Linked DNA regions of Homo sapiens: all the other regions are linked to region 2. The links are chromatin loops, found by intact Hi-C in ENCODE. Cell type or tissue: PC-9. All regions are shown on one strand.

Region 1 (8,000 bases), 130 kb before region 2:
TGGAGGTCTTGCTGTTTCCCAGGCATGTGTCAAACTCCTGGCCTCAAGTGATCCTCCTGCCTTGGCCTCCCAAAGAACTAGGATTACAGGAGTGACCTGCTGTGCCTGGCCTACCTTATAAATTTTGATAGATATTACTAAATGGCTTTTCATGGAGAATAGAAACCAGTTTATATTCTCACCTGCAGTGGATGTGAGTAGCTGTTTCCTGCAACTTCATTAGCACTGTGTTATCAGACTTTCGGATCTTTCCTGTTCTGATGGATGAAAGGTGGTATGTCATTGAAGTTTCAATTTACATTTCTCTTTAAGGCCATTTGTATTTATTTCTCTTTCTATGTAAACTGGTGACATGCTCTGCGTACTTGCCTGTTGGATTGTTGGTCTTTTAAAAAATCAATTTGTTGGAGCTTTTTGTATATTGAAGAAAAAGGTCCTTTGTAATATGAATTGTGAATATTTCCCCCAATTTGTCATTTGTCTTTTGATTTTAATGTAGTTTAATAGAGCTTAATTTCTTAATAGTGTCTTATGTAGTTTGTGTCACATATAGGCCCTGTCCACTTTACGATTATTTTAAGTGATGGGTCTCTTTCAAATTTCTGCACATCCTTTGTGTTCGGATCTCACTTCCTACTTTAATGGAAAAATAGAAGCTATTAAGACTTTCAACTTGCTCCTTTCCTTTTATTTGGAAAGGCATCCTGTTTCCTAAGTTGGTATTGATTTGTTATCTAATTCTCAGTGCCCTTATTATATTTCAGTGATGTTGCCACATTGATTCTTCAACTTCTCCCTCGGTTCTAACTTCACATTAGCCATTTAGGTTCTTGTCTCTTATGTTTGCTTATTTGTTTGTTTTAAAGAACCAGTTCTAGGTGTAGAAAAACAGACACTCATACGTTCATGGTGGAAGTGCAATCTTGGTGCAGTCAATTTGGAGGGCAGTTTGAGAGTTAATATCTCTCAAACCTAAAAATGTATGTAGTCTTTGACCAAATTATTTCACTTTTTAGAAATGTACCCTATTGATATACCAAACATATATGAAAAGTATATACAAAGATATAAGTTACTGCAGTGTTTGTGATAGAAGAAGACTGGTAACTATCTTTGTTATATTTTTCAGTAGTTATGTATCCATCTATGTTTCCATGCCTTTAATGCAGCCATTAAAATTCACACCATTCTGGGGACTATTTTTTGCCATTTTTCTTTTCATTTTTAGAGACAGGATCTCTCACTGTTGCCCAGGCTGGCTCATCGCAGCCTCAAACTACTGGGCTCAAGCAATCCTCCCACTTCAGCCTCTCTGGTAGCTAGGATTACAGGTGCATTCTGCCATGCCTTGCTAATTATTTTTTTTTTTTAGAGATAAGGTCTTGCTTTGTTGCCCAAGCTGGTCTCAAAATCCTGGCTTCAAGTGATTTTCCCACCTCAGCCTCCCAAAGTGTGGGACTACAGGCATGAGCCACCTCGCCTGGCCACTAATTGATTTTCTTTTAGAATTTTGAAGGAGTACACTGTTATCCAGTTTTGCTCTTGTTGCTCTCTTTTTCCTTTTCCTCTGCTCTTTTTTTTTTTTTTTTTTTTGAGACGGAGTCTCGCTCCGTCGCCCAGGCTGGAGTGCAGTGACGTGATCTCGGCTCACTGCAAGCTCCGCCTCCCGGGTTCACGCCATTCTTCTGCCTCAGCCTCCCTAGCAGCTGGGACTACAGGCGCACTCCGCCACGCTTGGCTTATTTTTTGTATTTTTTTTTAGTAGAGGCAGGGTTTCACCGTGTTAGCCAGGATGGTCTCGATCTCCTGACCTTGTGATCCGCCCGCCTTGGCCTCCCAAACTGCTGGGATTACAGGCATGAGCCACCGCGCCTGGCCCCTTTTCCTCTGTTCTTTATGACTTTCTGTCCTGATCTGCCAGTTTAAAAAAAATAGTTTTTCAGGCCGGGCGCGGTGGCTCACGCCTGTAATCCCAGCTCTTTGGGAGGCCAAGACGGGCGGATCACGAGGTCAGGACATCGAGACCATCCTGGCTAACACGGTGAAACCCCGTCTCTACTAAAAATACAAAAAAATTAGCCGGGCGTGGTGGCAGTTGCCTATAGTCCCAGCTACTCCGGAGGCTGAGGCAGGAGAATGGCGTGAACTCGGGAGGCGGAACTTGCAGTGAGCCGAGATCGCGCCACTGCACTCCAGCCTGGGAGACAGAGCGAGACTCCGTCTCAAAAAAAAAAAAAAAAAATTTCTCCCCTTTGTCGTTTTATCTACTGTTTATAAAATTGTTTTTAACTTCCTCTTCCAATTCTTCTGTTGAAATTTTAAATTCCATTATTTTTAATTTCTAAGAACTGCTTTTACCCATTTGAGTTTTTTAAAAATTATGAATTGTTGAATTTTATCAAATGCTTTTTCTATATCTATTGAGATCATATGATATTTTCTCCTTTAATCCATTATGGTGGTAATTCTACAAAGTAGTATTTTAAATGTTTAATCACTCTTGAATACTTTGGATAAGCTTATATGATCATGCTTTTTTTACATTGCTGTGTTAGTTTGCTATTTTGTTCATGAGCTCATATTTTGTATATATATCTGTGTCCATGATTGAAATCAGTATATAATTTTCCTTTGTTGTACTGCCCTTGTCTGGTTTTGGAATCAAGGTTATGCTGGTTTGATCAAAAGTTGGCTGGGGCTGCAAATTATACTGACAAAAGACAAATTAACAAGAGAAAAACAAAGTTTTTCTTTTCTTTTCTTCAAAGTTTATGCATGGCACATACATAAGGAGAGCTCAGTGATGAGTAACTCAAAGAGGTAGTTAGAACTTGGGGTTACATAGCATCTTAGCAAAGAATAGAAATTTTTTAGAGAAGTGACAAGACAAAGGAAAAGGACATTGAGCTTCTAGGGGTAGCAAGTGTGGGAACACAAATATATGGAGAAACTAGGTAGATAAAGGCTAGTTAGCAAGGTTTGTTTGTGTTGACTCTCAGTGCCATCCTTTCTCCAGTGATGAGGCTTTTTATCTCCTTCCTGGTAAGGGAAGTGGTTGGGGGACACTTTCACAAGGGTAGAGGAAAGGTGGATGTGGGGAGGGAGGCTGAGAACTTCTGTGTCTGCTTTTTCTCAACTGCCTTCAGTGTGAAATAGTTCTTATGCCAGGGTAGCATACTCTGAACCCCTTCGTTAGAATTAACTAAAAGCATAGCATATAATTCTTTGGTACCACTTACCAGAGAAAGAAAGGGAAAGTATAGGAATGAAGAGATCTGGCGGCGGCAGTGGCTGGCAGGGTGGTGATGGAGGTGGGAGGCAGATGAAGATGGAATGGAGGACTGAGTATGTGTAAGTCATTGATAGCAGTAAAAGTGACTATTGTCCCCAAAGCTTTCTTGTCGAATGCCTGTGAATTTCGAGGGTGGGAATAACACACTCATGGTTATCATATGAAACCTATTTGTGGCAAGATAGTAGAAATAAAACAAACTGTGTAATCTGTCCACGATCTTGAGAATTTACCAACACTTGGGAAAAAATAGCAAGTGCTTAAAGAGAAGAATATCAGTGTAAAGGAGCATGGACTACAAGTCTGTTAAGTGGTACAGGCAGTAATTACAACCATTAAACCACTCAGAAGAATGGTTTATCTCCAGGGTTATAAAGGTAAAGCTTTATGTGGGAACCAGCATGTACTTTGGCATTAAGAGAAGGGAAGGAGAACAGAAAGTAAATAGAAAGAGTTTAATAAGAAGGAGACAGAGCAGGCATTTTAAACTGAGGAAATTATATGCAAAAGTACAGGGGTGGAGTTGGGAAGGGACACCAGTGTTGAAGTATTCCTGTTACTTGTTGGTATCATCATTCACCCTATCAGCTGGTAGGAGAGCACCAGAAACCCAAGTCTTCTTAGACTCCTCCTCCCCATTAACTCAAAGGTAATATCCAGAAGAAACAAAGAACATTTGTGGAAGGAGAGTAAGAGTCATGACTCAGTTTTGATCCTAAGTGACCAGAATAATAGATTTTAAAAATATATGGGTAGGGAGGTAGTTTGAAGGAGACAATAATGAAGAGAGAGACCCTTTCCTTTAAAATAGGAATAAAGAAGCAAAAGGTAGGTGAATATACCAAGAACTTCCAATTAAAAGATGAGGGAACTTGTAGTAATCTCCCTTCTGTGTGTTAGAGAATGCGGCTATGTAGCTTTGTACCTTGAGGGACTTAACAAGGGTTAATTATAATCAACTGTTGAAACACACTGTTCTAAACGCAGTATTATTCACTTGCCACCTATTTTGGGAGTTCATGTATAAGCATATAAAATTACCATTAGACTGTTTCAAAGTGGTAGACCTTATTTTAAAGTAAGAGCATTTATTTTACATGTTTAAAATAAGGGATATGTAAATCTTTCCTTTCTCCCTACTCACCTCTGTTCACCACAGGCAGTCATTGTTGACATCATCTTGTGCTTCATTCTAGAAAAATTTGGCATATATGTATATAATATTACACGTTATGTGTTACAAGTATATATTAACATACATATCTTGATAATGTATTTATACTATGTATCTTGAAACAATTTCATTTACATCTTTTAATTATGTGAAATCTTTTCTCTTTTCCTTTGGCCTCTGGCCCCATTTCCTTTATATAGGGAAGTATACTATGGGGATATAAATTCCAAATACCTGTTTTGTTTGTCTATCCAATTTTCTATTTCATTGCATTCACATTGGATTAAAGTTGCTTAAAATAGCAAAACATTTTCCTTTTTTATTTAAAATTTTTTGTCTTAAAAAGCATGAGGAGAAGGCATGGAAATATTAGTCACATTTCTTGGTATTCAATATTCCTGTGAGTAGTGTTTATTAAAAGCTCATCTTTCTTGCTTGGCATATCCGTACAGTTTCCTCCCACTAGAGGGCACTAGGATATTGTTTGTTTTTAGTGGTCTGTTTATGATGAACTTAGCATTAATTTTCATATGTTTTCTTATTTGTCCTGCATTATAATAGGAATTAAATTGTCATGCTGATGTCACTTTGTTAGCGATATATGGACAATTAAGGCACCTTCCCTGCTATCAATTATGACTTCGAAGACTATTTTGTGCTTAATACTTAAGAAGAAAGGGAGAGGGGGAGCTTAGAGCAATGGGAAGTTCCAGAAATAGACCTCTACCTATAGAATGAACTGGATTTTGAAAAAGAAGCCAAGATAATTCTGTGGGGAAAAATTTTTCTTTCCAACAAATGGTGCTGGAACAACTAAATACTGTTTGGGGGCAAAGTGAACTTTGTTTCTGATCTCATTCCAAGTATAGAAGTTAACTCAAAATGGATCATAGACTATAGAAAAAAACAAAGGAGAAAATCTTCATGACCTTGGGGTAGGCAAAACTTTCTTTGCACACAAAAAATACTCTAAAAGAAAATGTTTTGATAGAGTTCTCCAAAATTAGAAACTTCTATTCAAAAGACACAGGTAAGTAAATAAAAAGGCAAGCACAGACTGGGAGAAAATATTCACAATACATATACAGAAAAATGACTGGTATTTAGAATTCATATAAAGGAATCTAAAACTCAGTAATAAGATAATCTAGTTTCTTAAATGGAGGAATGATTTGAACAGACATAGCACAGTACATACTATATGAATGCTAATAAGCATATAAGATACTCAACACCACGAGAGAAGTGCAAATTAAAACCACAGTGAGATACTGCACACCTGCTAGAATGGCTAAAATTAAAAAGAGTGACAATAGCTACTACTGATGAGGGTGTGGGACAGTTGTAATGATCATGCATTGCTGGTGTGAAACAGTTTATTATAAATTTAATATATTCTTACCAGGTGACCCAGCAATTTCACCCTTACCTATGCATTTACCCAAGAAAATGAAGCCCATTGTTCACATGAAGACCTATACACAAGTGTCCATGACAGTTTGATTCATAATGGCCCCAAAGTGGAAACAACACCACATGTCCATCAATAAATGAATGGATAAATAAAGTATGGTACACCCATGTAATGTGCTATTCAGCAGTAAAAAAGAATGAACTACTCATATAACAGTATGGATGAATCTCAAAAACATTAAATGAAAGAAGCTAGATATAAAAGAGTATTTTATGATTCCATATGATTTGTATGACGTTCCATAAAAGGCAAATCTATCTATAGTAACAGAACAGATCAGTGGTTGCCTCGGGTTGTGATAGTAGTGAGATGAGTCAGCAACAAAAGAGAAAATAAACTGAAGTAACCAAAAATTATAAGTGTTATGAAGGAAACAAAGCAGGTGGCAGTATGTATAAAGGCCCTAAGTTGGAAAAGAAGACTGTTGATGGAGTATAGTGAACAAAGGAGTGAGTGGTGGGAGAGCTAAATAAGCTACCAGGTCATGCGGAAAGAGTCCTTAAAAGGGGCAGGAAGCGGGGAGGAAAAAAAAGAGTTCTTACTAACTTGACAGGGAACAGACTGTAGCTCAAATAGAAATCCTTCCTTCAGCTGGGCATGGTGGCTCACACCTGTAATCCCAGCACTTTGGGAGGCCGAGGCGGGTGGATCACCTGAGGTCAGGAGTTCGAGACTATCCTGGCTAACATGGTGAAACCCCATCTCTACTAAAAATACGAAAATTAGCCAGGCATGGTGACAGGTGCCTGTAATCCCAGCTACTCGGGAGGTTGAGGCAGGAAAATCACTTGAACCCAGGAGGCAGAGGTTACAGTGAGCCGAGATCATGCCACTGCACTCCAGCCTGGGCCACAGAAAAAAGAAAAGAAAAATTCTGCCTTCAGTGGGAGAGGGTAAGAAGGAAGCTGTGCATATGAGGTTTGCCTGGTGATTGGAAAGGGAGAGAGTTTACATCAGACATTTTTCTGTTTTCTTACATTTATTTTCTTTTTTATATATAAAGTAAGTCTGCCACCTGAAGGTGAAGAAGTTGAGGGGACAAACATACAGTATTCTTTTTGGGAGAGGATAGGGGAGTATGTGCCTACTAAAGAAACTTTGTAAGATGACTGAAGAACTATCGATGCTCATTAGATGTTTAGGAAGGTGATTTTAATATGAAACCTGTCAGCTTAGTCACACATGGTTTTTCTCTTGCAACATGTAACTGCTTGGGCCCAAACATGGAATTAATTAGTATATGTCATCAGAATTTAGGTTTTGCCTGGCAAAAATAATGAAGAGAGTGAAGGTGTTGTTGTGGTTGGCTTGCTTTAGTCTAGACCGTTGATGACTGAGTGAAGGTGTTTCTAGAGTCACATTATCAAGATGGACAGGAAATCTAGGCTAGAAAAGAAGGAAAATGAAACTGGGAAAGAGTTCATGAATAGGAAGACAATGATAGGATCATTGGCTGGAGAACACAGAATTATATACTGGGGCCATTTCTGCAAATGAAGTGGTAGGATAGGATGAAGTGATCTCAGAGTGACTTCCAGGTTTCCGAAATAGAGGCTCAATTATTGACATAGGTAATCCTAGAGGAGGAAGAGCAGGTTTGGGGGGGTAAGATGATGAGTTCAGTTTTGGACAGGCTGTGTTTGAGGAACCTGTGGGATGTATAAGTGGAGATGTCCAATGAGCAATTAAGTATATAGATCTGAGAGATCTGGGCTGTCTAAGTAGAGATTTAGCAGTTATCAGCATATAGATGATAACTGAAACATGGTAACAGAAAAGATTATCAGAGAGGATTTGTGGGATAAGAGAAGGTAAGGGTGTGTAATTTCCTTTTTCTACAACCAGAGTGGTTGTGGTGGTGGTTGGTATTTGGTTTTGTTCCTTTTCCTTCAGTATTGTGTCTCCTTTTTCAAATAAATCCTAGGAAATACAACATGGAATGATGGTAAGAGCAGAGTTAAAGTCCTGTCTTTGCTGTTTCCTACTATGTGCCTTGAGTAGTTAAACTTCTCAGAGCCTCAGTTTTTTCAACTGTTAAAAACAGTGGTATCAAAAGAATG
Region 2 (8,000 bases):
ACCAGGCCTCTGTATTTCCACTCCAGTTTCCTCTCTCACTGACAAATTTATCAGTCTGCATTGTTTGCTTCTCAGGCCGCATAGTGAAATACGTCTATATGAGCTAAACATGCCCCACCTCAGAGACTGAATTGACTCTTCAATCCCTATTCCAGATTCCCTGGGTTAGAGGTTCACTCCTAGATCAACTGTGGCTAGGGGAGTGGTATACAGAAATTGAATGTTCCTTCTGCACCCATGGACCTAGAATGGGAGGTACAGACAATTCAATAGATGTCCATTTGGTTCAGTTTGGAGTTGGAAGAGTGGTAGCAACAGACTACACCTTTTGCTAAGGTTGGCCTGAACAAGATGATCCTCTTATGCACCATCTGTAAGTTTTACTTTTGAATGATCTCTGAGAACTTGGAGATCACAGCTCATTATTGCAGAATTTTCTCATGGCTCTTAACAATCTAGATGTTCTAGATACTTGTAAATTAATTTTATGCCCCCTTAGGCTAGATTTCAATTCACTAAGAGAATGGAACAAATCTATCTTTGATTTCCCACCCCCATTTCCTGGTCGCCGGCAACTACTTTGCCATAGGGCTTTGTCAGTGGGAGGTGGGTGGATAGGTGGATGAGCCAGCCAAGAATGTTCATCCTAATGGAGCAGTACAGAACTGGCAACCCTGGGAAAATCCAATAGAGTGAATCAAGATGATGAACAACATTACAGGTAGTTTGACACTGCCCTCTCCCAAGCTGACCCTTCTCCTCTCCTACCCTGGTCCCCCAGGTTATCTTGGACAAAGGTAAACATTTCTGGCCAAATAAATTGTTGCCTTTTACTTGTATAGAAGTTTTGACTTTTAAAATGTAGAGACAGGTTCATTATAGCAGTGTGAACTTGTCGTCGTCAAAGCCACTGCTTTGCCAACATCCTTTATCCATTTCCAGCTGCACTAGTTCAGATAGGTTGGTGTTCAAAACCTCATGGAACATCAGAACCAGAAGGGGCATTAGAGATTAGCTAGTCCAGATTCTGTATTGTGTCAGTGAAGAAGGGAGAAGAGGAAAGAGACAGCTGTCATTTATTTTGTAACTATGTCCTTGTCATAATGCAATGCCTTATTTCCCCTCCTAACTCATGCCTGCTTCCCTGGGCTCACTACAGAGCTGTAGCTTGCAGTCCCCCACTGTCAGCTATTACCATTCTTGAGTTACTAGATTAGCCTTTCTATAGGAAACTGCCCCTGTCTCAAGCTTCCTTTAGGAGTGGCTTCTGTAATCATTCCCCAGAGCTCCCAGCTTTCAGAAAGATCTGGTGAGAGACACAGGAGGATCATTTCATCCTCCCATCCTCAGATTGTTATCCAGTGGGATGGGTTTGGGCAGTGTCTGTGGGAGCAGTTATATTCACACATACAGTTAAATGCAGAAACACAAATGCACTCAAGTTTACATGTTCCTTTAAAGAAGCAAGGAGTGCTAAGAAAAGAGGCTCTCTTTCTGCTTTCTTTTGCATCTACCAGATGGGTGCCAGCCTCAAAGAACTCATTGGTTCCTCTCATGACAGGAAAGGAGACTGGAGCTAGAGTTGCCTGGCACCAGAGCCCTCATTTCAGCTGAGGTCACTAAGCAATTTGGGAAATGGATAGGGGCTGCTGGAGAGAAATAACTCCTGCCCTTTCCAGATACAGCCAATTCCTGCTGTTGCCATTTACCTAAAGCCTGTCCTTATCTCTGCATCTTACAGCATCTCAGTCCTGGATTATCCTTGCTGTACCATCCAGGATTTGCCGGAGCTTACTACTGAAAGTCTGGTAAGCAGATGGGGATTTGGTAGCCTTTGAAATTGCTAGGTAGCACAGGTTGGCATTTGCTCTTTCATTTCTTCTCCAACCCCTTAATGCCCTGGTTTGAGAGTCTCAGATCAATGAAGGTATATTGGCAAGAGCAGAGATGCAGCAGGGGTTTAGAGTTGCTGACCCAGTTGAGAAAGATTTGGAAAAGTTTAGCGTAGCATTTTTCAGAGAAGAGGAAACAGCCAGTGAAAAACACTAAGGAGGAAAAGGAATTTAGAAACATAATGGGACCGAAATTGAGCGTGAATATCTATGCTAAATGCAGGACAATCTCTTCTGGTCTAGCACAAATAATTATCTGTCTTCTTTCTGCTGTGCTACAGGGAGTTCACTTCTTATTTTCATATAGGTAATAAAACCTAGCAAGCAATGTGTACTTGAGAAAATACTTTGTCTAAGTCTCTCGGAGGCAAAAGTCTATATAGCCACAAAAGGATAGCCCAGAAAGTTTCTCATCTTGAAAACAGCTCTAGGCAAATCAGAAAAGTCACTCACGGTTATTCTTAATTCCATGAAACTGACTGAACAACAGCCATACTGAAGATGAGGTATCTACCTCATCATGTATTGCCATAGCTCCTTAGATAAGCCACAATCCATACCTCCAGCCTGTTGCATTGTAATTATGCATTTGTGTCTGTTTCTTAATTTGACTGTAGAATCCTTGAATGAAGAGGTAGTATAATCATTTTTATATCCTTAGAGTCTAGCACTTTGTCTGGTACATTGAAGAGCTCAATAAATGTCAAATGATTGAATCATGGCATGCACCAATGGTTACTACAACCCTTTGTCCTCCAATTGTAATTCCTGCAAAATGTTGAGTCAGAAAAGTATATTATGCAAAAATAGAATGACAATCTCTGTGGTACAGGTTTTATAGAACCATGGGATTCTTGGCTGGAGGGGACTTAAGAGCCATTTGATCCAACCCCCTTATTTCAAAGATGAGAAACCTGAAGGCCCAGTGAATGAAGTGACTTGTCATGGTTTACTCCTCATAGGTGACAGAGCCTGAATCAGACATGAGTCAAAAGACCCATGTCCTGAGACACCAACCTAGCACCCTTTTTTACCACTGGGATAGAGAGATTCCCTGGTCTTATTTAGATGTGGCCTCAGCAGCCAAAGAAGTTGGAAGCTTTTTATTCCTACAGAGAAGTAATAAATTGTCTAACCCTCTCTATGTTATTTATGATGCTATTCAGTCTTTTTTCAAGTTTTTTATTAAAAAAAATTTTTTTTACCCACACTACAGAGATGTAGCTATTAAATCGTTAAAACAACTCTATGAGGTTAGTATTACTATTTTATAGATGGAGAAGTTAAATAGCTACCAGTTGAAAGTGGAAGTCAGGGTAGAGAGACATGTATCCCCTGCCATTCAGAGTTGGAATGAAGAATACATTTTCCACAGAAACAGTGGTACACAGTAGCATTAAAATTCTGCTATTAGTAGGGCATTTCAGAAGATAAAGTCAACTTTTATGGCCTGAATTTATTTCTTCCTATAATGTGTTTTTTATTTTCAGTTCCAACCCCATTGGTTCATATATAGGAATTGATAGGAACCACACTTTCACATCTCTCCCAATTGACCTTTGGGATATGTGCATAAAATTACTGAAATGAAGTGAACATAATAATTTATTATGTTTTCTAAGAAGATTTTAATATTATTCAGAGTGAAAGCATGTATTTATTCTTCCTGAAAAATAGTCATGCTAAGTATTTTACTACTTTGTGTGAAGCAATAGTGGCACCTGGTGGTTTCATTTAGTAACCACAGACTTTTTGTTTTGCTTGAATTTTGAATGAGCCCAGTCATGGGCTGCAATAACTAGTGAGTCTATTCCACATAGGTCCTCAGTATGGTTTATCTAAACTGGTGACTTCTGTGCTCAGAAAAACACTAATGTTCATATGAGTAAGATATATCTGTTTTTTTCAGGCTTAACAAATTGCAAGCACAGAAAATGTACTGGCTATTTGAATATATAGAATTTTCTTTTCTTTTCCTTTTTTTTTTTTTTTTTTTTTTTTTTTTGAGACAGAGTCTTGTGCTGTCACCCAGGCTGGAATGCAGTGGTGTGATCTCAGCTCACTGAAACCTCTGCCTCGTGAGTCCAAGTGATTTTCCTGCCTCAGCCTTCTGAGTAGCGGGGACTACAGGCACGTGCCACCATGCCCAGCTAATTTTTGTATTTTTAGTAGAGACAGGCTTTCATCATGTTGGCCAGGCTGGTCTCGAACTCCTGGTCTCAGATGATCCACCTGCCTCAGCCTCCCAAAGTGCTGGGATTATAGGCATGAGCCACAACGAATGGCTATAGGATTTTCTTTAAGTAACTTTTGAAGTTTTTTTCCTGATATTAAAATAAATATACGTATTGCAGAAAACTGGAGAAACAGAAAAGTATGAGGAAGAAAAATACTCTTATGCCACCTACATATAGCCACTGTTAATATTTTGCTGCAATTATATATATATTCACTCATATATAAACACATTAACAAAACTAAGACTTTATACATAGATATTTCATTTGACAGCAAAATTTAAATGTTCACAATATCATTTTATTAAACATTCTAGAGGACAATTTTTTTCTTTCTTTTTTGAAGACAGGGTCTTGCTTTGTCACCCAGGCTGGAGTGCAGTGCACTCGGCCTGAAGCACGGCCCATCGCAGCCTCAAGCTCCTGGGCTGAAGTGATCCTCCCACCTTCCCAAGTAGCTGGGTGTAGGTGGGACCACAGACATGCTACCATGCCAGGCTAATTTTTGTATTTTTTGTAGAGACGGGGTCTTTGTGTTGCCCAAGCTGATCTTGAACTCCTGGGCTCAAGCAATCTGCCCTCCTTGGCCTCCCAAATTGCTGGGATTACAGGTGTCAGCCACCATGCCCAGCTGAGGACATAATTTTAATTTCTTTAAATTTTTTATTTATTTTTTATTTTTATTTATTTATTTTTTTTGAGATGGAGTCTCGCTCTGTCGGCCAGGCTGGAGTGCAGTGGCGCCATCTTGGCTCACTGCAACCTCTGCCTCCCGGGTTCAAGCGATTCTTCTGCCTCAGCCTTCCGAGTAGCTGGGATTACAGGCACATGCCACCACGCCTGGCTAATTTTTTGTATTTTTAGTAGAGACAGTGTTGTACTGTGTTAGCCAGGATGGTCTCAATTTCCTGACCTGGTGATCCGCCCACCTCAGCCTCCCAAAGTGTTGGGATTACAGGCGTGAGCCACTGCACGCAGCCCAGGACATAATTTTTAATAGTTACACATAATATTCCACTATTTAGTTTCAAAAAGGATTCTGTGCTGTTGACATTTATTTATGTTTTCCTTGTGTAACTCCAAAACAAACATCCTTGCATGCAAATCTTTTATTTTTTTTTTTTGAGACAGGGTCTCGAAGTTGCTCAGGCTTGAGTGCAGTGGTGTGATCACAGCTCACTGCAGTCTTGACCTCCCAGGGTCAAATGATCCTTCCACCTCAGCCACCCAAGTAGCTAGGACTACAGGCACATGCCACTATGCTTGGCTAATTTTTAAATTAAAAAAAAATTTTTTTAGAGATAAAATCTCCCTAGAGACAGAATCTCCCTATTTTGTCCAGACTGGTCTCAAATTCTTGGGCTTAGTGATCCTCCTGCCTTGGCCTCTCAAAGTGCTGGGATTACAGGTGTGAGCCACAATGCCCAGCTGCACATGAATCTTTGATTATTTCCTTTAGATTCCTAGAAGTGGAATTATTGGGCTGAAGTAGTCTTTTTTTTTGAGACAGTCGCCCAGACTGGAGTGCAGTGGCGCAATCTCTGCTCACTGCAGCCTCCACCTCCCAGGTTCAAGCGATTCTCCTGCCTCAACCTCCCAAGTAGCTGGGATTACAGGTGTGTGCCATTACTGCCCAGCTAATTTTTGTACTTTTTAGTGGAAGCAGAGTTTCACCATGTTGGCCAGGCTGGTCTTGAACTCCTGACCACAAATGATCCACCTGCCTCAGCCTCCCAAAGTGCTGGGATTATAGGCCTGAGCCACCGCTGGGCTGAGGTAGTCTTGATTTATATTTTTTCAGTTTTCTGAATTTGAACTGAATTCATTTCAACTTTATATGAAACTCTAAACAGCATGATGAACATGAAATAAAGGTGAGCTAATGGCATATTAATTTCTGAAGTATTCCCATTTTGTCAAACTAATTAGCTCTTAGATAGGCCATCTTCACCAATATACTAAGTAGTTTCCCCTCCCACCTGGTACAGGAAGTTTAAAAATTTGTGTATCTCCAAATGTCGGTATTCATATTCAATCCACTAAACTAGGAAAAAATTGAAATAAAATTCCAAACTTAAATGAAGGATGGTGAACGTATGATTATGTGGAAGTTAAGTGTGGTCTTTGAAAGGAGGTTGCTGGAGAAGGCAGTGGATGTGGGCTCAGTATGTATTTTGCAATGCTTAGCATCTGAATGGTTGTTGAGAGCAGTGGTATGAAATGTAGGCTGTGCAAGGAAATGCTTTGGGGGATGGAAAATATTAAATATTTTATATGTATTATATTGATATCTTTTTATTTTTTTATTTTTTATTTATTTTTTTTATTGATCATTCTTGGGTGTTTCTCGCAGAGGGGGATTTGGCAGGGTCACAGGACAACAGTGGAGGGAAGGTCAGCAGACAAACAAGTGAACAAAGGTCTCTGGTTTTCTAGGCAGAGGACCCTGGGGCCTTCCGCAGTGTTTGTATCCCTGGGTACTTGAGATTAGGGAGTGGTGATGACTCTTTTTTTTTCTTTTTTTTTTTTTTCTTTTTATTTTTTTTTATTGATCATTCTTGGGTGTTTCTCGCATAGGGGGATTTGGCAGGGTCATAGGACAATAGTGGAGGGAAGTTCAGCAGATAAACAAGTGAACAAAGGTCTCTGGTTTTCCTAGGCAGAGGACCCTGCGGCCTACCGCAGTGTTTGTGTCCCTGGGTACTTGAGATTAGGGAGTGGTGATGACTCTTAACGAGCATGCTGCCTTCAAGCATCTGTTTAACAAAGCACATCTTGCACCGCCCTTAATCCATTTAACCCTGAGTGGACACAGCACATGTTTCAGAGAGCACCGGGTTGGGGGCAAGGTCATAGATCAACAGCATCCCAAGGCAGAAGAATTTCTCCTAGTACAGAACGAAATGGAGTCTCCCATGCCCGCCTCTTTCTACACAGACACAGCAACAATCTGATTTCCCCATCTTTTCCCCACATTTCCCCCCTCTCTATTGGACAAAACCGCCATCGTCGTCATGGCCCGCTCCCAATGAGCTGTTGGGTACACCTCCCAGAGGGGGTGGCGGCCGGGCAGAGGGGCTCCCCACTTCCCAGAAGGGGTGGCCAGGCAGAGGTGCCCCCCTCCTCCCGGACGGGGCGGCTGGCCGGGCGGGGGCTGCCCCCCACCTCCCTCCCGGACGGGGCGGCTGGCCGGGCGGGGGCTGCCCCCCACCTCCCTCCCGGGCGGGGCGGCTGCCGGGCAGAGACGCTCCTCACTTCCCAGATGCGGCGGCTGCCGGGCGGAGGGGCTCCTCACTTCTCAGACGGGGCGGCTGCCGGGCGGAGGGGCTCCTCACTTCTCAGACGGGGCGGCTGCCGGGCGGAGGGGCTCCTCACTTCTCAGACGGGGCGGCTGCCGGGCGGAGGGGCTCCTCACTTCTCAGATGGGGCGGCTGCCGGGCGGAGGGGCTCCTCACTTCTCAGATGGGGCGGCCAGGCAGAGACGCTCCTCAGCTCCCAGACAGGGTCGCGGCCGGGCAGAGGCACTCCTCACATCCCAGACGGGGCGGAGGGGCAGAGGTGCTCCCCACATCTCACGATGGGCGGCCGGGCAGAGACGCTCCTCACTTCCTAGACTGGATGGCGGCCGGGAAGAGGCACTCCTCACTTCCCAGACTGGGCAGCCGGGCAGAGGGGCTCCTTGCATCCCAGACGATGGGCAGCCGGGCAGAGACGCTCTTCACTTCCCAGACGGGGTGGCGGCCGGGCAGAGGCTGCAATCTCGGCACTTTGGGAGGCCAAGGCAGGCGGCTGGGAGGTGGAGGTTGTAGCTAGCCGAGATCACGCCACTGCACTCCAGCCTGGGCAACATTGAGCACTGAGTGAACGAGAC
Region 3 (8,000 bases), 160 kb after region 2:
GAGACCCTGTCTCTTAAAAGAATTTTCTTATTATAATAGATACATTTATCTCTGATTTACTCAGTACTATAACCCCATTTAAGTAGTTTGAAGAGATTAGGGTTAAGTCCTACTGTTTTTAGTATGACTACAGTAGTTGCCACTTTAAACAATTTTTGAAATACTTTAGGCATAAAAAAGGATATAGAACAATATAATAAATTCCATATACCTACTACCTAAAGTAATAAAAATCACAGTTATTGTTGAAGCTTATTGGGCACCCCTTCCCCATCCTAGTCCTCTCCCTTCCCAGCTGTGACCATTATTCTCAATTTGATATTTATTCTCTCCCTGCATTTTTACAAACTTTTTCTGTATATATATATGTATCCACTGAAAAAAAAAACAATGTTTGGATTGCAGGGAAAACTAAAAAGTGTAATATTGTTTTATATGTTTTTAAGCTTTGTATAAGAGGTTAAACTTTATTGGTACATGTAGTTATAGTTTACTCACTTTAAATGCTGTAGATATTTGATATAATGGAGTGTGAAAGTAATACATGTTTTTTGTAGGGAATTTTAAAAATAAAGGGAAGTATGAAGATGATAAAAATTTGTAGCCCAGCTATCCAGAGATACTACAGTCAATATTTTGGTTTTTTCCTTTGCTTCTTGTCTTCCCACTTATGTATGTATTTTTTGGTACCCTTTAATATAAAAGGGACCCAGTTTTAAGGATTACATAAAATTGCAAAACAGCTACATAAAGCCTGTAATCCCATTTTAATTGATTCTTAGTTGAAAAGGGGGAAAGAAAATGAATGAGCATTATATATCAGACATACTTGGTAAATTTACTACCTATACCAGATATTGATAGTCTATTTCTTAATATGCAAACACCATAGAAGTGGCATCTGGAAAGAGGCTGTATTACTGAACATGCTTTTAAATTTATATGAGATTTTTCTAGTAAACAAATTTTCCAGATAGGTGATGCTTATCTTTTTAAACGTTAAATACTGTTTTGGTTTTAACCATTTTTTATGGGAAAAAGGAAAATAAAAAGCCTACAAGTATTTCTGTGCTCATTAAGCCAGAATACTGTGGTGTGCTTATAATTTTATCTTTTCTTGGCAACTTGATGTCACTGTGGAAAGCACTGATTACTGAACTGTGTTGTGACTTCTTTTGTTCTAGGTGCCTTTGAACCCTTGTGCACTTTTTAGTTAGATCTTTATTAACATGCTATGCCACTGCAGGGAGGGAGCAGGAAAAGCATGATACACAATTTAAGACAAGTGCCACCATAGGCTACTGTTGGCAAACAAGAGCTCCACCAAACTTTTTAAAGTGAAGAAGCAACAGTCTGAGCCATTTTTCTCACCAGTGGCAGGAGGGGGAGACTTCCACCAGCAACATGGAATCTTCAGTGGATGCAGCTGACCAACCCTCCTGACTTCTCAGTCTTTTCCCACCACTGCTCACCCTTTATGTTCAGATGTATTCAGCACTAGATAACCATACTTATTAACTATAAGTGATGTGTGTGTGTGTGTATGTGTATATATATATAAAACTGTACTTTAAGAATAAATATATATAAACTATATGTGTAACAAATTTATAATATATAAACTATAAATCTGTGAAAGTATTCAGCATTATATAACGGCAGGCTGTGGTGATTTAGATTGGTGGAGCTCCTGACCATGCCTGAAAATCCCTGTACCCCACTTTGACCGTGATTTTTTAAGGGAATATTGTTTTTTTACATCTGTATTTAAAAAAAAAAAAAGATATATATATATATATATACACACACACACACACACACACACTTTATTTTTTAGAGCAGTTTTAGCTTTACAGAAAAATTGAGTGGAGAGTATGGAGAGTTACCATATTCTCTCCTACCCATTTCCTTTATTAATATCTTGCTGTTGTGTGGTAGATTTGTTACAGTTGATGAACCAATATTAACAGAAGTCCATAGTTTACATTCAAGTTCATTCTGTGTGTTTGTGCAGTCTGTGGATTTTGACAAATATATAATCATTCAGAATGGTTTCACTAATCCAGAAGTCTCCTGGTGCTCCTGTCTTCCCTCCTTTCTCTAACCCCTGACAACTATTTTTTTTTACTGTCTCCATAGTTTTGCCTTTTCCAAAAATGTCCTATGGTTGGAATCATACAAATGTAGCCTTTTCAGATTGGCTTCTGTCACTAAGCAATATGTATTTAATGGCTTGATAACTTTTCATGGCTTGATAACTCATTTCTTTTTAATGCTGAATAATATTTCACTGTATGGATGTACCACAAGTTGTTTATCATTCACATACTGAGTAACATCTTGGTTGTGTTCAAGTTTTAGCAATTGTGAATAAAACTGCTGTGAATATTTATTTGTGTGCTGGTTTTTGTGTGGACATAAGTTTCAGCATATTTGAGTAAATACCAAGGAGTGCAGTTGTTGGATCCTATGGTAAGACTATGTTTAGTTTTGTAAGAAATTGCCAAACAGGCTTCCAAAGTGGCTGATGTATATATTTTCAGGTTGCTCGTGTGTTTTTCAAAAACACCTTACTCAGGTATATTGATGGACTGCTTGCCCTGTGATAGGATTACAAGTAATTGAGGTCTGTGGGGCTGGTTGTCCCTACATAAATAATACCAGCTGGTTGTACTTCGCTTGTTCTTGTTTGCTTTCTCTTTTCTTTATCTATTTTTTTCCTTTTCCATGTGTTTTTACTCTCTTTATCTTGCTTTACCAGTTCTGCTTTGTCCTCAGAAATCAGAGGACTGCATTTGTTGGAATAGTGTATAAATTTAAAAGGCAAAATAAAACAAGTCCAAGTCCTTTCTCAGGGTCTCTAGGCGGTTGGGGATGGTTGAGATTGTAGCATTAAGTAAGGTATTGTTGGAGCATTAATTTGACTATATAGAATATAATCTTCAGAGATGGGAAAAGGGAAACAATACGTTAATAAAACTTGCTTTCCTTTGTAATTTGTTAATTATAGGGCAACTGTATAAAATGTTTTAAGACTATGATAGCAGAAGAGTTTTGGTTTTTTTCCTACCTTTCTCTGGGAGAGCTTTTCAGCTTCTACTGTTACAGTTTTTGTTTGTTTGTTTGTTTTTTAAGCACACCACCTTTGGGAGTGTTACAGTTCTTTAAAGAGGACCGAGCCTTTGCTTAAGGCTAGCTTCATACTGTTTGTATAATTCTGTTTGTATGTGCATTTGTACATACCCCCAGCTGCAGCAGAATATCAATAGATTCTGTTCTCCCAGGAGAAGGGCAAGGACTGTATCCAATCTTATCTGGGGTATGTATCCAAATGACCTAAGACAGTCTTCCTAATAAACACTTTTGGACCGCAGGGTTCAGACTCTCCTGGGGTGGAATCTTTTTTTGTTACCTTTCTTTCTGCCTGCTCGTTTAAGTCAGGATGCATGCAAGGCCCACGTCTCCAGTGCCCCCAAGTGGTTGTCTAGGTTTTGCAAGAGGACATCTAGTGATGGGAGAACTCACTGCTTCCAGCCACTCTGTCTATACACCCCGTTAGAAAAATGATCTGTTGACCAGAATTTTGCCATAATTTCCTACCTTTTTTTTTTATTAGGGTCACAGACTTAATCTAATTCCTCTTCCTCATAATGGTCTTTTAATATTTTATGAGAGAGATTCCTAAAGTCCTTCTTTAGATTTAAACACCTCTTATTTTTCTAACTATTCATTAATTAAGCATTTTCATAGTCCCAGTGAAATGTAACGGGCTTTTTCTCGTATCTTTAAAAGTGGAGTGCCCAGGGCTAAGTACAGGAGTGGTCTTTGTTCACATTGTGCATATGTTGCTTGTCATGTGATACTTTTTTTTCCAGACTAAATTTACTGTGAGCCAGTGTTTCTGAATCTTTTTACTTTCTCTGTGATGATGACACAAGTCTCCATCATCCTGTTTTTGTTCAATGGATTGTGGGTTTTTTTCCTTTTTTTTCAAAACAGAGTCTCACTGTGTTGCCCAGGCTGGAGTACAGTGGTGTGATCTCGGCTCACTGCAACCTCCATCTCCTGGGTTCAAGCGATTCTTGTGTCTCAGCCTCTCAAATAGCTGGGATTACAGGTGTGTGCCCCACACCCGACTAATTTTTGTATTTTTAGTAGAGATGGGGTCTCACCATGTTGGCCAGGCTGGTCTCAAACTCCTGACCTCAAACTGCTGACCTCAGGTGATCTGCCTACCTTGGCCTCCCAAAGTGCTGGGATTACAGGCGTCAGCCACTGCACCTGGCTTTTCAATGGGTTTTTTTAGAACAAAGTTTAGAATGATATGTTTATGCCTGTGAACATTTATCTTGTTAGATTATGCTCACTAAGCCATTGGGGTGTTTGGGGAATTTGATCAATGTATCTTTTCTGTCTCTTTTCAGTTTCGAAAACTATCCCTCTGCTGCTGCTTTTCTTCCACTTGTCTTTTCTCAATAGCTGATTCTAGTTTGTGTTGCTTCGATAGATACGTATGGCTAAACATAAACCTTAGACAATAGAAAAACGTATTCATTTGCAAAGCTGCCAGGGTGTTTGGAGTGCTTGAATCATATTGAACTTCAAGAACCATTATGTTTCTTTGTCTTTTTGACAGTTATTGGAGCCAATTTGTGTGTTTTCAGTTTCTCTTAAACTTTCAGTATGTATTTGAAAAGCTTGCAGGCCCCAGTTACTGTGTCTATAATGCCTAGTAAGTAAAATGACCCACAGACCAGTCAATAAGACAGGGCTTAACAGGAGAGTAATCCTTGGTCCTCAGTTTCCCAACTGTACAGTGAAATACTTGGATTAATCACCATGTTTCCACTTGTGCTCTGGAGTTCTGAGTGGTGAGGAGGATGAATGGCTTTAACTCTCTGCATTCCCATACCCTTCAATAGAAGAAATTCCACTGTTACCTTACATTTTGAGGTTCTGTACAGGATTCTGCTTAAAGAAAAGGCTCTGCTGAAAAAAAAAAAAAAGAAGAAGAAGATTCATTGGAAACCCCTGCAAAAAAGCAAGGAAGAAAATGGCTCCCAGAGGACACTGGGCAGCTTGGAAAGTCTGTATGTGTCCCTGATTTCATGAGTTTGGAGGCCTCTGGTATTTCATTTGGTAAAAAGAAGAAGAGCTTATGCTGTTTGTCTTTTCTTTCTCAAACCTGGACATAACAATGGTTATAAAAGTAATCACAGTCTTATTATTTTGAAGGGAGAAATAAATCTATAAAGCAGAAATAAAGTTTTTATAATCCATAATTCTATTTTGCATAGATAAAAAGTATTCTTAATAGTTTTAGTATATCTTTTGAAATTATTTTGTTTGTCCACAACCATATTTATTTACACTTAAAAAAATGAGACCACACTCATTCTAGCAGATTTTATAACCTGTTGTTTTCAATTTCCATCATTTTATGGATTTTTTTGTGTGTCAATACACATAAATCTATTTCATCCTTTAAGACAAGCTTATCCAACCCGCAGCCCACAAGCTGCATGCGGCCCAGGATGCCTTTGAATGTAGCCCAACACAAATTCATAAACTTTCTTAAAACATTATGAGATTTTTTTGTGATTTTATTTTTTGTTTTTTTTTTTCTAAGCTCATCAGCTATCGTTAGTGTTAGTGTATTTTATGTGTGGCCCAAGACAATTCTTCCAACGTGGCCTGGGGAAGCCAGAAGATTGGACACCTCTGCTTTAAGGCTTCTGTGATATTTCTCTGTACCAAGAGTTAATATTCCTTGTTGCACAGCACATGGAGTCTATTCTAAAGTAGACTCTAGTTTTTTTTGTACATTGCTACTGGCACAGTTTTTTTTTTTTCAATAGTTCACTCTTTTTGGGGGTTGTGATATGTGGTGTTTTTTTCTGGTTGCTTCCTTTTCCTCTGGTTTGACTACAGATCAAGACCTGTGTTATCCCAGTCAAGCTACAGATACAGATTGCCCTTTTCTTTCAGACAATAGCTCTAATTTAATGTCCCCTTTCATAGTTACAAGTCTGTTCTTCAGAACAAAATCTTGGCAGCCAGAATTATACTTGACACTTTATTCCAGCATATTACTGCTGGCGAGAAAGACGGTTGACTTGTTTTGACCCAAGTGAGCTTAGTTCTAAGAGACTAGGAAGGTGGATGATGAGCAGCTTTTGGTGGTTTGACAGCCAGCTGCAGGACATCCATTGTGGCCAGGACCGAGTAGCTGCTGATAAATGTGGGTATGGTAAATTACATTTGATGGCCTCTTTTCCCCTTCTGTTTTTGAGAATTTTATCAAAGATTACACTGAGAAAGTGGTATTGAGAAAAATATTTTTTATTCTTATGGGATAATTATTCTCTTCTCTAGCCTATACTTCTTGTAAATGGCAACATTGGTAGTAGTCATGGAAAAATTTTGGTGATTGGTTTTTTTAAACAGGAAATATAGTGTAAATGTTATTTAGGTAGTTTTGATTTCTTTAGGAACTTAGGTAGCATTTCTCCCCTCCTTCTGTGAGTTTAGTGATATCTTTTATAGACTTAAATTCTAAAATGGAGATGTTATGCCTAGTTTTAGGTAAAGGCATTTTAATTTTATGTTCAATTACTTTCTAAATTTTGCTTTAGTCTTGAAATATAATATGCTTTTTTACTTTAACATCCTTGTGTAGGATTCTAATTTGATTTTTTTTCCTTCTTACTACTGTGCCTCTAATTTTGATTATATGGCATCTTTAATTTTCTAAGTAATTCAAGATACAGTTTATCTCAATGAATTAACTCACAAAGTAAATATGGGAATTTTTTTTGGGACAGGTTCTCACTCTGTCCCCCAGGCTGCAGTGCAGTGACACAGTCTCTGCTTACTGCAGCCTCGACCTCCATGGCTTTACTGATCCTCCCTTCTCAGCCTCCCGAGTAGCTGGGATTATAGGCGTGCGCCACCATGCCTGGCTAATTATTGTGTTTTTAGTAGAGATGGGGTTTCACTATTTTGGCCAGGCTGCTCTCAAACTCCTGACAATTTATGGGGATTTTGGTTATTTGATCTTGACTCTTCCATATATACTTGATTTCCAGTAATTGGCGTGGTTCCAGTTTTACATTTTGTTGTTTCCTTGTTCCTAAATTTATATAAATAATAATTTGTACAGATTTTCATACCTTTTAAAATTCAACTTAAAATAATTTTTATAAATTGGTTTAATACAAACATAGAAATGGTGTGCCCAACTCTCCATTTTCCTTAAAAAGTCAGCCCCTTGTCCCCACAACCCTTTTTTTTTTTTTTTTGCGAGATGGAGTCTTGCTCTGTCGCCCAGGCTGCAGTGCAGTGGCATGATCTCAGGGCTCACTGCAACCTCCACCTCCTGGGTTCAAGCCATTCTCCTGCCTCAGCCTCCCGAGTAGCTGGGATTATAGGTGCATGCCACCACACCCAGCTAATTTTTGTGTCTTTAGTAGAAACAGGGTTTCACCATGCTGGCCAGGCTGGTCTCGAACTCCTGGCCTCAGGTGATCCGCCTGCCTCAGCCTCCCAAAGTGCTGGGATTACAGGCGTGAGCCACTGCGCTCTTCCGCCCCCCCTTTTTTAAAAAAAGTAATATTTTTCTCTTTCCATCTACTGAAAATGGGAATGGATAGTTAGCTAAACAATTTAATATAGGTGAAGAAGAACATAAAGTCAGTTGAACACTCTGGCGCTCACAGAATACTGTAGCTTCACAAGACTGCTTTGGCAACTTTATAAACTGCATTTATTCCTGTGGCTGAGAATCATGCTGTCAGACCTCTCAGTTTGTGGGAATCAACTCTCAAAGTAGCTATTGTATATTATCTAAGGCAGTGATGGTGGGGTTGAGGGTTGAGGGAGCAGGAGATGTATTAGAGGGACCAGGATGGGTGGCTGCAGGTACAATTTGAAAAATCAATTCAACACACATACCGTTTTATAATACAAATTCACGGCTGGGTGCTGTGGTTCATGCCTGT

Evidence for each region. Hi-C counts contacts between places; a loop is a spot of excess contacts. Peaks named below come from ENCODE experiments on the same cell type or tissue, not always from the same donor. Only the 100,000 strongest peaks of a DNase experiment are listed, where the experiment ranks them.
Region 1: a loop joins it to region 2, with 8 times the contacts of the local background. A loop is called at or near these places in 26 of 110 quality-filtered maps.
Region 3: a loop joins it to region 2, with 6 times the contacts of the local background. A loop is called at or near these places in 27 of 110 quality-filtered maps.

Annotation. Positions count from the first base shown.
Region 1 is chr7:129,338,344-129,346,343 of GRCh38, forward strand. All of the region lies in intron 1 of AHCYL2 (adenosylhomocysteinase like 2), which reads left to right. LOC105375500 (a long non-coding RNA gene) reads left to right here and starts at 2,434. Exons shown (of 2, transcript XR_927962.3): 1 at 2,434-8,000. RefSeq lists an enhancer at 1,398-1,962. In PC-9, CTCF peaks have their summits at 4,899 (motif pointing right) and 5,105; a DNase peak (open chromatin) is centred at 4,938.
Region 2 is chr7:129,468,908-129,476,907 of GRCh38, forward strand. STRIP2 (striatin interacting protein 2) reads left to right here. Exons shown (of 21, transcript NM_020704.3): 18 at 1,742-1,808. Among named protein-coding and RNA genes, the nearest start is that of SMKR1, 30 kb to the right of the region's middle. RefSeq lists an enhancer at 932-1,471. In PC-9, a CTCF peak has its summit at 3,602 (motif pointing left); DNase peaks (open chromatin) are centred at 2,774 and 3,634; H3K27ac peaks cover 2,742 bases.
Region 3 is chr7:129,632,261-129,640,260 of GRCh38, forward strand. The region is part of intron 1 of NRF1 (nuclear respiratory factor 1); the gene reads left to right. Among named protein-coding and RNA genes, the nearest start is that of NRF1, 25 kb to the left of the region's middle. In PC-9, CTCF peaks have their summits at 3,478 (motif pointing left) and 3,680; a DNase peak (open chromatin) is centred at 3,471; H3K27ac peaks cover 536 bases.